Linked DNA regions of Homo sapiens: region 1 is linked to region 2. A link is a loop called in an ENCODE intact Hi-C map of the cell type or tissue named here. Cell type or tissue: A673. All regions are shown on one strand.

The links. A loop is a pair of places that touch in the nucleus more often than their neighbours do. Peaks named below come from ENCODE experiments on the same cell type or tissue, not always from the same donor. Only the 100,000 strongest peaks of a DNase experiment are listed, where the experiment ranks them.
Region 1: it touches region 2 in a loop (4-fold over the local background); 2 of 110 quality-filtered maps call a loop at or near these places.

The regions. Positions count from the first base shown.
Region 1 is chr11:123,030,396-123,038,395 of GRCh38, forward strand. It overlaps the pseudogene RPL34P23. Among named protein-coding and RNA genes, the nearest start is that of SNORD14E, 24 kb to the right of the region's middle. In A673, a CTCF peak has its summit at 3,606; a DNase peak (open chromatin) is centred at 3,616.
Region 2 is chr11:123,474,501-123,482,500 of GRCh38, forward strand. GRAMD1B (GRAM domain containing 1B) reads left to right here. Exons shown (of 20, transcript NM_001387025.1): 2 at 6,316-6,393. Among named protein-coding and RNA genes, the nearest start is that of GRAMD1B, 48 kb to the left of the region's middle. RefSeq lists enhancers at 3,921-4,215, 5,871-5,920, 5,961-6,080 and a silencer at 7,318-7,407. In A673, CTCF peaks have their summits at 1,242 (motif pointing left) and 4,052 (motif pointing left); DNase peaks (open chromatin) are centred at 1,191 and 4,041; H3K27ac peaks cover 1,180 bases.

The DNA of each region.
Region 1 (8,000 bases), 440 kb before region 2:
AAATCTTTTAAACCCTTTTTAAATGGGGGGAGGAAGGGGAGGGTGAAGAGGGCCAACCTTTGTAAGCTAACAGGTGATTTTAATTGGAACCAGCAGCGTTATACCATGTTTTTGACCCATTCGGTAAAGGCAGAAAAAGAAATCAATAAATTTCCATCAGCATTTGCCCTCCTGGAGTCGTATAAGTAGAATGGAGACACGAACCCCAGTTAATGGCTTCATCAAGCACCTCACTGATTCTCTAACAGAATTAAATAGGTTGCAGGTCTCTCCCCATTGTCCTCTGCATTGAGATTCAAAAATGCCCTAGTCTGCTGGGTGCTCCTAGGTGACACATGAGTTACCATCCGCCTCATTACAAGTACAGCTAACCACCCTCAGGCCCAATCATGACAGACCTCCTGAAGCAGTCCTGTCTCAGAGATGGGAATCCACACACTGACCCTTTATTAAAAGCAAAACACAGGAGCTCCAAGTTTTACTCCTGGAAATAGATCTATGGAGAATCCACAGGGCCTAACAGTTGGGCAGCTTGACTTCAGTCACATATTAGTTGTGTAACCTTGGGTAAATTGCTTAAACTTTCTAATCTGCCATTCCCTCATCTTTATACAGGGGAATAATGATGCTAACCCTCATTGGCTAGTTTTGAGATTAAATGTTGTGTGTCAATATACTTAAAGGTACATCCAAAGATTTGAATAGGCAGTTTACAGCAGAAAAAAATTAAAATGGCATCCAACACATGAGAAGATATACTGTTTCACTCATAATAAGAGCAATGCAAAATAAAACCATACTGAGATGCTACTTTTCATCTGTCACTGGCAAAAATCCCATGATTTGAGAGTATATTCTATTGATGAAGTGACGGGGAAACGGGCACTCATTCATTGTTGAAGACTCAAAACAGGATCACCTTATTAGAGTGGAATTTGTAAATATCTGAAAAAATTATATATGCATTTACCCATTGAGCCAGAAATCTAGGAATCTATCCCAAGATACAGGAGCAAAAATTCAAAATGACTTATACGCTCGGTAAATCTCTGTGCCATTATTTATAATTGCAAATGTATGGAAATAATTCAAATGTCTATCAACAACTAGTTGAATAAAATATGGTTACATGGATGCAATGGAATACTCTGAAGCTGTAAAAGGTAATGAGATAGAGCTGTGTATGCTGATGGAGAGTGGTATCTGGGATATATTAAGTGAAAAAAAGATGTGGAATATATATAGAGAGAGACAGAATCATACCTTTTGTGTAAAAAAGAGAAAACAAGTGTAAATATACATATGTGTTTGCTTATATTTGCAAAAAGAAACGTTGGAAAAATTTTTAAAAACTAATAAAAGTTGAGGAGGATCAGCAGGAACATAAAAGCAAGATTTCTTTTTTTTTTTTTTTTTTGAGACAGAGTCTCACTCTGTCACCCAGGCTGGAGTACCACGCAATCTTGGCTCACTGCAACCTCCGCCTCCCAGGCTCACGTGATTCTCCTGCCTCAACCTCCCGAGTAGCTGAGATTACAGGCATGTGCCACCACATCCAGCTAAATTTTGTATTTTAGTAGAGACAGGGTTTCACCATGTTGGCCAGGCTGGTATCGAACTCCTGACCTCAAGTGATCTGCCCACTTTGGCCTCCCAAAGTGCTGGGATTATAGGTGTGAGCCACCGTGACTGGCCACAAGATTTCTTTAAACATACTTTATATAAATTTGATTTTGGAAACATAGAAATGTTTTCTATGTTCGAAAATTGTATTACATTTAAAAAGTAATCCCTAAACATTAAAAATGAAAAAAAAATTTACTATGAATTAGTTGGATATGTAAACCCCCAGGGAAAATAGTTATTTCAAGTGACTTTAGATCACAGTAATAGAGGAATATATTCTTTTTGCTTTTTTTTTTTTTTTGAGACAGAGTCTCGCTCTGTCGCCCAGGCTGGAGTGCAGTGGCGCCATCTCGGCTCACTGCAAGCTCCGCCTCCCGGGTTCACGCCATTCTCCTGTCTCAGCCTCCCGTGTAGCTGGGACTACAGGCGCCCGCCACCGCACCCGGCTAATTTTTGTATTTTTAGTAGAGACAGGGTTTCACCGTGTTAGCCAGGATGGTCTCGATCTCCTGACCTTGTGATCCGCCCGCCTCGGCCTCCCAAAGCGCTGGGCTCGGCCTCCCAAAGCGCTGGGATTACAGGCGTGAGCCACCGCGCACAGCAATAGAGGAATATATTCTAAACACAAATGAGGCGAGGTGTGGTGACTTGTACCTGTAATCCCAGCCCTTTCTCATAATGAGGCAAGAGGATCACTTGCCTGAGGCCAGGAGTTCAAGACTAGCCTGGGCAACAGCCAAGACCACAGTCTCTACAAAATAATAATAATAATAATAATAATAATAATAGTAATAAATTAGCCAGTCAGGGTGGCTGAGGTGGGAGAATCATTTGAGCCCAACAGTTTGAGGCTGCAGTAAGCTGTGATTGCACGACTGCACTCCAGCATGGCCAACAGAATGAGACCCTGACTCTTAAAAAAAAAATTTTAGGCCAGGTGCTATGGCTCACGGCTGTAATCTCAGCATTTTGGGAGGCCGAGGCAGGCAGATCACCTGAGGTTAGGAGTTGGAGACCAGCCTGACCAACATGGAGAAACTCCGTCTCTACTAAAAATACAAAATTAGCCGGGCATGGTTATACATACCTGTAATCCCAGCTACTCAGGAGGCTGAGGCAGGGGAATCGCTTGAACCCAGGAGGTGGAGGTTGTGGTGAGCTGAGATTGCACCACTGCACTCCAGCCTGGGCAAAAAGAGCGAAACTCTGTCTCAAAAAAAAAAAAAAAAAATTTAGACTTTATTTGGTAGCTTAATTGTAGTCATAATATTTGTTTTATTACTTTAAAACTATTTTATGGCCAGGCGAGCTGGCTTCTGCCTGTAATCCCAGCACTTTGGGAGGCCGAGGTGGGTGGATCACGAGCTCAGGAGATCGAGACCATCCTGGTCAACATGGTGAAGCCCCAACTCTACTAAAATACAAAAAATTAGCCAGGAGTGGTGGTGCAAGCCTGTAATCCCAGCTACTTGGGAACCTGAGGCAGGGGAATCACTTGAACCCAGGAGACGGAGGTTGCAGTGAGCCAAGATCGCACCACTGCACTCCAGTCTGGTGACAGAGCAAGACTCTGTCTCAAAAAAAGAAAAACAAAACTATTTTACATATTGTAGACTAATGCAGTAAGTAGTAACAATGTCAGGAACCAAGATTTTCAATGTAAGAAAAAAGACATAAAGGATAAATTTTAAAATGTTAAGTAAAGATCTTGGCAAATAAAAAGAGATGATGTGGTAAAACTTAACTTTTTGTTTTTGTTTTTGTTTTTTGGAAAGAGACTCTCCACATGGGGAGGGTGCCGGACCAAGGGGTCCAGAACACCCTGAGTTTCTTCCTTTGGCTTGGGGCTCTCTTAGATGGTCTTAGCTACAAGCAACAGAAATAGGTACTCGTTGACTTGAGGGGAAAAAAATGACTCGTTAGGAAAAACAACCTGTTAGGAGCGTAGCCAGAGAATCAAAGGAAGTGCCAAACCATCACCCGCCGCGGGAGGGCCCTGCGAGCTGTTTTAATCAGCTATTCCAGCATCACAAAACACAGCTGATTAATACAGCAGCAGTGTCCTGTTTCTCAGAATTGTGTGGAGGGACTGGCTAGAAGTTCTTCCGTTGGTTTCTTCTAAACTCACTCAGGTGACAACATCCAGCTGGTGGAGAGACTGGGGCAGGACTCAGCTGGGAAAGCTGTGAAGATGGGGCCATTCTCTCCACGTGGTCTTTCATCCTCCAGGAGGTTAAACTGGGCTTTTCCCCATCACACCGTGGACAATGGTCCAAGAGAGTAGGAGTGGAACTGCAAGGCCCATCCTGGCAGCCGTACAGCGTCGCTCTCACCACGCTTTGCTGGCCAAAGAACACCATCAGGACATCCCAGATTCAAGTGTTCGTACTTCACCTTTTAATAGGAAAGGCCACAAATAATTTTTATCTGCTTTTAATCAGCCACAGTCCATCTATAAACAATGATTGTCACTGGTAACAATGATTGGCAGCTCCTTCCATCAAAAAGTAGACCCCTTGAATCTGGACCAGCCTTATGAAATGTTTTCAATGATAGAATATGCTGGAGAAGACATGGGCCACAGCATCCCAGAAAGGCCATATCTTCTCCTTCCTGGAACACTGCCTTTGCCGTGTGAAAAAGTCTGGTCTAGACTCCAGTAGGATGCAAGACCACGTGGAAAGAAAGCTACGCCAGGCTCCCGGCTAAGCTCAGCTTACAGTCAACACCGCATGAATGTATCTACATGAGTTTGCCCACAACAGGCCAGAGGAAGAACTGCCCAACCAACTCACAGAATCACAAGCAATAAGTTGTGGTTTCAAGCCACCACATTTTGGGGTAGTTTGTCACACAGCAGTAGATAACCACCTCCGGGGCTTTCAGCATCAGGAATTGTGCAAAGTCTCTCTGAATTTGTCATTAACATAACTGCTCCTAAGTCTGGTGCCCTGGCCTCTTGGCTGCAAGATTGCCAACTTTAGGTTAAGAGTCTACTTCTGAACCAACCAGCTATGGCAGAAAAGTGAGGGGCTGAGTCACTTAGCACAGACAGAGGTCCTGAGGGTCACCCAAGCTGATACCTCCTGTTACCTCCACACTGCATCCCAAGGAGTCTGCTATTTCTGATCTCAATCTTCAAAACCCTAGCCCATTTCTCCACATCCTTGTCAACGTGTATATTATCTTTCATCTTTTTGATACTGCCATTCTGACATGTTTGAGGTAAGAACTCATTGTGGTTTTAATTTTTATTCTCCTAATGATTAGTGATGTTGAATATTTTCTCATCTATTAGTTGGTGTTTGTATTTGTTTGTTTGAAATGGAGTCTCGCTCTGTCACCCAGGCTGGAGTGCAGTGGCGCCATCCCGGCTCACTGCAACCTCTGCCTCCTGGGTTCAAGTGATTCTCCTGCCTCAGCCTCCCAAGTAGCTGGGATTACAGGTGTGCGCCACCATGTCCAGCTAATTTTTTGGATTTTTAGTAGAGACGGGGTTTCACTATGTTGGCCAGGCTGGTCTCAAACTGCTGACCTCAGGTGATCCACCTGCCTCGCCCTACCAAAGTGCTGGGATTACAGGCGTGAGCCACTGCACCTGTCCTGTTTTCTTTTGAGAAATGTCTATTCAAGCTCCTTTGCCCATTTTTTAATGGGAACCCCTCTCCACTCTTGGTGGGAATGTAAACTAGTACAGCCATTATGGAAAATTGTATGAAGTTTCCTCAAAAAAAACCTAAAAATAAAATTGCCATATGATCCAGAAATCCCACATCTGGGTATATACCCTAAGGACTTGAAATCAGTATGTTTGCTCTTCCGGGGACGTGGTCTAGAGGCACTCGGAATGGTCCAGCATTTGACATACTGCCGTAGGCTTTCCTACAATTCAGTCTCTAACAAAACTAGGCTGTCCCGAATACCTGGTAATAGAATTGTTTACCTTTATACCAGGAAGGTTGGGAAAGCACCAAAATCCGCATGTGGGCATGTGTCCAGGAAGACTTCATTTTGAAGTTTGTGCTGTGAGACCTAAAGTTCCTATGAGATTGCCCCCAAACAAAAAACATGTCAGCAGGGCCTCCGGTGGTTGTGTGTGTTCTAGGTGTGTTCATGACAGGATCAAGAGTGATTTCCTTATCGAGCGGCAGAAAACCATTGCGAAAGTGTTGAAGGCACAAGCACAGTCAGAAAGCTAAATAAAAAAATGAAGCTTACAGCCGGGTGTGGTGGCTCATGCCTGCAATCTCAGCACTTTGGGAGGCCAAGCCGGGTGGATCACCTGAGGTCAGGAGATCGAGACCAGCCTGGCCAACATGATGAAACCCCGTCTCTACCAAAAATACAAAAATTAGCCTGGCATGGTGGTGCGCACCTGTAATCCCAGCTACTTGGAAGGCTGAGGCAGGAGAATCACTTGAACCCAGGAGGTAGAGTTTGCAGTGAGTTCATGCCACTGCACTCCAGCCTGGGTGACAGAGTGAGACTCTGTCTCAAAAAAAAAAAAAAAAAAATGCCAGGCGTGGTGGCTCACATCTCCAATCCCAGCACTTTGGGAGGCCAAGGCGGGTGGATCACCTGAGGTCAGGAGTTTGAGACCAGCCTGGCCAACATGGGCCAACCCCATCTCTACTAAAAATACAAAAAATTAGCTGGGCATGGTGGTGAGCACCTGTAATCCCAGCTACTCGGGAGGCTGAGGCAGGAGAATCGATTGAACCTGGGAGGCGGGGGTTGCAGTCAGCCAAGATCACACCATTGCACTCCAGCCTGGGCAACAAGAGTGAAACTCTGTCTCAAAAAACAAAACAAAACAAAACAAAACAAAACAAAAAAAGAAGACATTTGGAGTCATAATTTTTTTAAAAAATCACTATGTCAAAGAGCCATCTGCACTCCATGTTCATTACAGCATTATTCACAATAGCCAAGATGTGAAATCAACCTAAGGCTTCATCAAGGGATGAATGAATACAGAAACTGTGGTACATATAAGCAATGGAGTACTAAACAGTCATTAAAAAGAAGAACATTCTGTCACTTGCGACAACATGAATGAACCTGGAGGACAATAAGCTAAGTGAGGCCGGGCATGGTGGCTCACGCCTATAATCCTAGCACTTTGGGAGGCTGAGGTGGGCGGATTGCCTGAGCTCAGGAGTTCGAGACCAGCCTGAGCGACACTGTCTCTACTAAAATACAAAAAATTAGCTGGGCGTGGTGGCGGGCGCCTGTACTCCCAGCTACCCAGAAGGCTGAGGCAGGAGAATTGCTTGAACCCAGAAGGCGGAGGTTGCAGTGAGCCGAGATCAGGCCACTGCACTCCAGTCTGGGTGACAGACTGAGACTCTGTCTCAGAATAAATAAATAAATAAAAATAAGCTAAGTTAAATCAGCGCAGAAGGACAAAATCCTCATATTTTCATTTATCTGTGGGATCTAAAACAATCAAACTCAAACCAGAGAGTAGAACGGTGGTTGGGAGGTGAGAGGAATGTGGAGATATTGATCAAAGGGTACCAAGTAGCAGTTAAACAGGAGGGATAAATAAATATTTAAGGTAATGGGTATGTTAATTATCTTGATTCAATCATTCCACACTGTATACGTAGATCATAACATCACTGTGTATCCCTTAATTACATAAGATTATAACTTGTCAAAATTAATACTAATTAAAGAAAAAACAAGCTCAGGTAGGATGCTTCTCCTTCCTTGTTTCTCTTTAACACAGCTGAAAAATGCTGAAGCTTTGGAGGTTCGGGGAAGCTGGTAGTTAGCCAAGATCACAAAGGGAACAAGAGTCCTAAATAAAGGAAAAGAAAATGTATAAAATAATTTAAATAGCAAGGTTTCAGTTGTGTGCTAGCTAGGCTGTGATGACTGTGATGACAGGCATGATGAACCTTTTTTTTTTTTTTTTTTGAGACCAGGTCTCTCTCTGTTGCCCAGGCTGGAGTGCAGTGGCGTGATCTGCACTGCAACCTCCACTTGAATCCTGGGTTCAAGCGATTCTCCTGCCTCAGCCTCCCAAAAAGCTAAGATTACAGGCACCTACCACCATGCCTGGCTAATTTTTGTATTTTTATTAGAGAAGGGGTTTCACTATGTTGGCCAAGCTGGTCTCAAACTCCTGACCTTGGGTGATTCACCCGCCTTGGCCTCCCAAAGTGCTGGGATTACAGGTGTGAGCCACTGCGCCCAGCCAGTCCTCACCTCTTATATGCTGAGGGTTATTTATTTATTTATTTATTTATTTATTTATTCTTTTTTTCGAGATGGAGTTTCGCTTTGTCACCAGGCTGGAGTGCAGTGGTGCGATCTCAGCTCACTGCAACCTCCGCCTCCCAGGTTCAAGAGATTCTCCTGCCTCA
Region 2 (8,000 bases):
GTTGTGAGTAATCGCAATAAGTCTCCATTTTTCAGGAAATAGGCTAAGGGAGGATAAGTGACTTGGCCAAGGTTAGAAGGCTAATAAGAAACAAAGCCTATGTCCCAAGGACCTCAATCCAGAAAAACAAAAAACAAATAAAGGCAGGGGGCAAACCCAGGTTTGTCTGCCTTGGTGCTATTTCTACTGTATCACTGCTTAAAATAATATATTTCCCCATTTTTATTAACAAAGACACAAAGACATCTATAACTGCCACTCAGAGCCTTTTGCAGCTTCTAATTAGCATGAGATAATTGATACTAACAGGAGAGATTGCCTCAGTTGCAGCCAGAAGTAAAGAGATGCAGTACATTAGTCTCTGCAGCCTGGGTGTGGGTAAATGTAGTTTCCATCAGGCTCTGGAAATACTGCATTACAGCCTACATGCCCCCATGACGGCTTGGGACCACCTGAATCTCTCAGAACCCCTTCTGGGCATAGGAAGCTATGACTCCTGTAGGGTTGCCTGGAAGAGAAAGAGCTGTTTCTCCCTAGGAAGCACCTACTCAGTAGAGGTTGCCATATTCCGTCTTTCTAGCAGTAAAGCCGTGCCTTTCAGAGGGCAGAAGGACGGCTTCCTGGTGGTTCGTGGGTTTAGTCTGTACTTTCTGCACGTGTCCTGGGTACAGGGAGGGAGGAAGGGAGATCACTGGAATCATGAGAATTTGCCCAGCCCGCATTGCAGAGCTTCCTGGTCAAAGCCTAGTGAATTTCTCCCTTGTGGAGCGTGCTTTGGCTCAGATTCCTGTGGATTTTTCCCAGTCCTTCCAGTGCTGCTGGTATTAATGTGACCTTCCAGGATAAGCTCCTGCACTAGCACGCTGGTCTTAAACAAAACCAGGATTCTGCTTCAGCTGGTTTCCCTCAGGAATATCCCAGAATTTTACCAAGAGCTTCCCATCTTATTTAGGAACATGGTCTAGTGTTCCAAAATTTAATTTATACAGTGAATTTTATCTGAAGCTTGAATGTACAGCAGGAGGGATTAAAGTCATCCTAGTTCCATATCTAGCTGTCTTGAGCGAATGGCAAGCAGTTGCTTATACAAATTCCCTTCCTTGCAGTGTTAAGCCATCTTTCAGTCATCCGGTGCCCAGGCAAGGACATTCCAAATCCTAGTTTAGAGTTTCTTTTTCAGGGTTTCCAACAGACAGTTTCATCTGTTAGTGCCCTCTGCTGGACTTTCTCCAAGTTCTTTTCAACCTCCTGAATCCCAGAGTGGACGCAGACTGGATGTCTTCTCCCACTAAGGCCTTGACTAATCTGGAGTGGAGGGAGGTGTGCTTTTTGACCTTGTAGCATGCTGCACTCCTTTATAAACACCTTGGCCTGGAGGTTGCTCTTTTCATGGTCTCCGAAGACTGGTAGGTTTATTTAGGGAGCAGCGTGAGTTGCCTGGGGTCCAGGTGGCCTATATCATTGAAAAAGGCTCATATAAGAGAAGAATTGAAAGGGTGTGTGTGAGAGGGTGAGGCAGTGTCTGAATCTCTGGAAATTCTGCTCAACAATATTATTTCATGGGATTGAGTGGAGGAGTGGTTGGCAGCAATTCATCCATTTAACTTCTTTTTTTTTTTTTTGAGACGGAGTCTCTGTTATCTAGGCTGGAGGGCAGTGGCACGATCTTGGCTCACTGCAACCTCCACCTCCCAGGTTCAAGTGATTCTCCTGCCTCAACTTCCCGAGTAGCTGGGATTATAGGCGTGCACCATCACACCTGGCTAATTTTTGTATTTTTAGTAGAGACAGGGTTTCACCATGTTGGCCAGGCTGGTCTCGAACTCCTTACTTCAGGTGATCTACCCGCCTCGGCTTCCTAAAGTGCTGGGATTACAGGCGTGAGCCACCGCACCCGGCCCATTTAACTTCTTTAAGACTGTTGAAAAACAAGCTCAAATAATGGGAGGAAATAGGGCCAGGCCTCTGCCGAGGGTACTGGAGGAGGAAAGATCCTGTATATACCCTATGCCTGTTGCCACCATGGATTTATCTAGAGTCCCTCCAGCTCGATGTTCACCTCTCTGATGTGTTCCCTGGAGCTTTCCAACAGAGGTGTCCACCAGCTACACCTTGTTCATTTTTCTGCTGTTGTTGCATCACAGTCCACGGTGAATATTTGTATGTCTTAGACTGGGAGCTCTTTGCTGGAGAGACCTTGTCCTGATCATCTTTACAGTACTGTCTCCTAGCACAGTGCTGGGTACATGAGAGTGGTAAACGGAATTGAACTAGAATGCCTTTTCTTCTCATTTCTGCATGTCTTGAGTCTATCCAGTTTTAAGTGGCAGCACAAAAATCTTGTTGTTAAGACAGAATTGTCTTACTGGTCCCAGAAGGACATGACATTTCTGCATTCTGTGTTCCCATAGCACTTAATACATAGTATTGAGAGTTATCATTTTTCTGCTTTTAAATATAGTTATTTATATTGAATCTTACTTTCCTGATTCTAAGCACTTTGAGAGCAGGATCCTTGTTTGATTCACGTCTTTCTTTTCCTATAACCCATAAAATGATGCCTTGCATATAGGATAATGGCACCTGGCATTTACATAGCAGTTAAAATGTGGCAGATGCTCTTTTTCATACTTCACATTTCTTTCTCTTTCTTTCTTTCCTCCTTCTTTCTTTCTTTTTCTCTTTCTTTCCCTCTCCCTTGCCTCCCCTCCCCCCTCCCCCTCCTCTCCCCCTCCCATCCTCTCCCCTTCTCCCCCTTCCTTCCCTTCCCCCTCCCCTCTCCCTCCCCTCCCTTTCATTCTCCCTTCCCTCCCCTCTCCTCCCCTCCCCTCCCCTAGCACAGTGCTGGGTACTTGAGAGTGGTAAATGGAAAATGGAAATGAAAATGGAAACGGTAAGTGGTAAATGGAATTGTCACTGGACTAGCTGTCTTGAGCGAATGGCAAACAGTTGCTTATACAATTCCCTTCTTTGCAGTGTTAAGGCATCTTTCAGTCATCGGTGCCAAGGCAAAGTCATTCCAAATCCTAGTTTAGAGTTTCTTTTTCAGGGTTTCCAAAAGACAGTTTTATCTGTTAGTGGCCTCCCTTTCCCCTCCCTCCCGTCTCCCTTCCTTTCCCTCTCTCTCCCCTCCCCTCCCTTCCCTCCCTTCCCCTTTCCCTTCTCTCTCCCTTCCTTCTCCTTCTCCCTTCCTTTCCCTTCCTTCTCCCTTCCTTTCCTTTCCCTTTCTCTTCCCTTCCCTTTCCTTTTCCCTTTCCCTTTTCCTTCCCTTTTCTTCTCTTTTTTTGTTTTTCAGATGGAGTCTCACTCTGTCGCCCAGGCTGGAGTGTAGTGGCGCGATCTCGCTCACTGCAACCTCCGCCTCCCTGGTTCAAGTGATTCTCCTGACCTCAGTCTCCCAAGTAGCTGGGATTACAGGCGCTTGCCACCAAGACTGGCTAATTTTTTTTATTTGTTATTTTTTATTTTTTTTAGTAGAGATGAGGTTTCACCATGTTGGCCAGTCTCATCTCAAACTCCTGATCTCAGGTGATCCACCCGCCTCGCCTCCCAAAGTTCTGGGATTACAGGCGTGAACCACCACACCCAGCCTCTTCTCTTTTTCTTTCTTTGTCCTTCCTTCCTCCCACCACAGTCTTCCGAGTAGCTGGGACTCCAGGTGTACACCATCATGCCTGGCTAATTTTTTTTTTATAGAGATGGGGTCTCACCAGGTTGCCCAGGCTGATCAGGAACTCCTGGGTTTGAGCGATCCTCCGGTCTCAGCCTCCCAAAGTGCTGGGATTACAGGCATGAGCCAACCCGCCTGGTTCCATACTGTAGACTCTTAACCATTGTCTTGATGATGCTTCGTGTACACATAGCGTGATGTGAATACTTGTTGGATGCATGTAGTTTGATATTTATTTGAAACCAATACACAGTTTGAACATGACCCATTGCTGCCTTCTCTGCCATCTGAACTGTTTTCTAAGCCATGGGAAGGCAGGCCAGAGAGGGGCGCCAGAAAGGAGGCAGTTCCTGGTTCCGGTTCCTGAGGCTCCTTATTGGTTTTCCTTGTAGTTCTGGTTTGGAAGTCTACAGTGCCATCTAGTGGGTAAACTTGCAAATATCAGCTTAGAATTATTTTTCTGAAATCCTGGTAGATGGCCTTGAGTTCTGGGAGCCCCCTTTATTAGTTTAAAATTTTGATTGCCGGGGGAGGATAGGGGGACTAGGAAGAACCAGCCCATCCTGGCTCAGCGGGGTCAAGTTTGACCCCTGCTTTGAAGAGGCTGCAATGCTGATTGTGGTTGGCTTGGTTGAGCCCTGTTGACTGTTGTAAATGGTGTGTTCTCCCACAGTGTAGACCCTGCTTCTGGAGCTGTGTGGGCTTTGGAATTTGAGTTACAGTCATCTGTGTGCTGCCTACTGTGGAGTAACACTTGTCCCAGGTTGTATATAAGGGGATGCTTGATTCATATAACAGGCCAGTTCCAAGTAAGACATCTCATGAGTTAACGACATTATAGTGAAATTTGGTTATGTGGAGTTGGTAATAGGCAAATCCATCCGAGCTGGCAAAGTGAAAATGATGAGCAGCCACTGCATAGTGAACGAGCTGTAAAAACGTGCTGCATGGAAGGGAAGGAGAAAGGGATTCCGTACACAGTGAGTTCTGCCGAGCAGCCGGAGGCTTTGTGTATGGCGCTGTTCCGGTTTCTGGTGTGTGTGGTAACGTGTATGGTTTCTTGTGTCTGTGTTTGAAAATTGGATGTTAATTGCCTTTCAGGTCATTTACTTCTTGCTGGAAGAACGGAACATAAGAGCATGTGGTAACTGTGACCACAGAACTCATGTGCTTTGGCTGAGAGTGTACAGACACTGGAGCAAGCACTTGCTCGGCAAGATTGTCCAGTGTGCATTCTACTGGGCATCTAGGCTAAGGAATATACTCTATAGAGACCAATGCATCTTAGTGCAGCAGGCGATCCACCAGAACAAGGAGAAAATGTTGGTTATGTGGTAGCCTTGGTTATAGTGACATTTATGGTAATAGGGATTTATTATTAATAGAACCTATGTGAAGCAGGGGTTGGCCAACTTCCTGGTAATAAGGATTTATTATTAATAGAACCTATGTAAAACAGGGGTTGGCCAACTTTCTCTGTAAAGGGCCAGATGGTGAGCATTGTGGGCTTTGTGGGCCTATGGTGCCCACAACTCTGTCTTAGTTACTCAACTCTGCCTTAACCACTCAGCTCTGACATGGTAGCAGGAAAATAGCCAAAGATAATATGTAAATGTAGGCTTAGCTGTGTTCCAGTAAAACTTCATTTGTGGACACTAAATTTAAATTTCACATCATTTTCACCTGTCATGAAATATTCTTTTTTGGATTTTTTTTCTTCCAACCACTAAAAAGTACAAAAACCACCCTTAGCTCACGGGGCTGAGCAAAAACACGTGGCTCTAGATTGAGCCTAGAGTTTCTAGTTTGTGGACTCCTGATCAGATGGCTGGAGTATTTAATAATAATTAATAAAAATGATTTGTTCATCAGCTATGCCAGCAGTTAGTGTCATGAAGTGTCTGATAAGCTTTTCTTTCTCTGGAGTAAGAGGAAAGGCCATTCTTTCCCGTATTATTATAAGATATGACCTCCCAAAAGAACTCTGCCTGAACTAAAGCTGTGTAATTATCTCACTTACAGTGCCTTAAGGTGTGGAGAGTCCACCCTTTATTCCTTCTTCTATTTCTCATCCGCCTCAGCCTCCCCTGGAGGCAGAGTAGCAGACTAAGTGACCCCAGACCCCATCCAGCCTTTTGCCTTACTGGAGAAGCAGACTAGGTGACCCCTGGCCCCATCTAGTCTTCTGTCTTACCGGAATCTCCCTCCTCCCACACATCTCACACCCTCCCCACAACACCCCACCCAGTCCATGTCAGTGGCTTGAGAGTCTCCGGTGGGCTGAGGAGAATGGGATTATAATCCCATCAGAGAGAGGAAGAGGAGTGGGTAGAGAGAATGCTGGAGGCATTTGCTCTTTGAGGTTTATATAGCCAGGGAAGAGTGTGGTAGCAGGGCGAGATGGGCCTCTTCTGTTTTGGCTGGCAACAGACAGTCTGCAGGTGTGATGGCTGGGGATTTTATCAGCCTTGTGTCATTTCTCATATGGTCTAACTGTGCATTCTCTATGCTAGACTTACTTGGGGGAACTTGTATCTTTAAAATTTTGTAACCCCATGTCTTTGTCTAGTTGAAGTCTAAGTGACCTCCCCCAGGGTTGAGAAAGAAGCTGAAGTTAACGGTTGATATCCTATGTCTTTCCTCAGCAGCCAACAGAGCAGTCAGCAGAGCAGCCACGATGATGATTCTAGCAGGTTCCTGAGTCCTCGAGCGCGGGAAGAAAGGTAAGGTCCAACTCCGAGGGCGAGATGGGGGCAAAGAATAGAGGGGGTGGGGTGGAATGTTTGAGGAAGATTGTGCCTCTGCTCTGTGCAAAAAAATGTGGAAAACTGAAGAGGAATGGGAGCGCCTGAGACCTCTGTGCTTGACTGATTAGAAAGACAAAACTTTCACCCCATAAAGGAGAAGGAGCAACACAAAGGGGCTGGTTCCAGAGGCTTTTTGTGTTCAGCAAAAGAAGTCAACGTGTGGCAAACCAAATAGGTTGAAAAGACTTCATACTGAGCAGGGCTTGGTGGCTCACACCGGCAATCTCATTACTTTGGGAGGTCGAGGCGGGCGGATCACTTGAGATCTGGAGTTCGAGACTAGCCTGGTCAACACGGTAAAGCCTCATCTCTACTGAAACTACAAAAATTAGCCAGACATGGTGGCATGTGCCTCTAATTCCAGCTACTCCGAGGCTGAGGCAGGAGAATCGCTTGAACCTGGGAGGCAGAGGTTGCAGTGAGCCAAGATCGCGCTACTGCACTCCAGCCTGGGCAACAGAGGGAGACTTCGTCTAAAAACAACAACAACAACAACAACAAACTTTACAGTGGAGTTAGGACTTGAGTCATGCCCTATAGGTTGGGTACAATGTGGGTCAGGAGGTGAAGGGCATTTTGTGCCTGAGGAAGCTGCATAGCCCAGGATGTCAGGTGTTGGATGGTGTCAGGTGGCAGCAGCGTTAATGAAAAATGAGGTGGGATGTCTAGGATGCAATGAAAATATGGAGGCTCTTCAATGGTTGGTTGAGGATTGGAGATACAGCTAACTAAGCACTCAGTGTGAGGACCAGCCAGCACCTGCTTCATGCAGTGCCTGTGAATTGTAGACAGAGGTAAATTTGCTGTAGCAAGTTAAACTTCTTTGCCTACAGAAAGTTGATGGTATTGACGTTAACCAAAAGGAAGTCTCAGCTGGCCTACCGCAGGGGCTCTGCTTTTGGTCTAGCTCTGTTTATCGTTTTTATCAACAAGCTGGGTGAAAAAGCAGAAGGTACTTTTACCACATTTATCAACTTATGGTGGACCCTCTGCTGAGAGGGGGTAGAGAACACCAAGGATGATAGAATCAAGACTTAATATTATTTTGAGTAGAACAATGGGTGGAAATCAAGGAGATATTTTCTTTTTAATGGAAATGTGATTTTTTAATTTTTTAATTTTTAATTTTTTTTTTTTCTGAGACAGAATCTCGCTCTGTCACATAGGCTGGAGTGCAGTGGTGCAATCTCAGCTCACTGCAACCTCCACCTCCTGGGTTCAAGAGATTCTCCCACCTCAGCCTCCGGAGTAATTGGGATTACAGGCAAGTGCTACCATGCCCCGCTAATTTTTATATTTTTAGTAGAGACGGGGCTTCCCCATGTTGGTCAGGCTGGTCTTGAACTCCTGGCCTCAAGTGATTCACCTGCTTCAGCCCTCAAAGTGCTGGGATTACAAGCGTGAGCCACCATGCCTGGCTCACTGTGAAGTCTTGAAATGTCTATGAAATGTGATCTTGTATATTTATGTTAGAAAAGATTTATTTCGCAAGTGTAGAATTGCCGCAGGGAGCCTAATTTGAT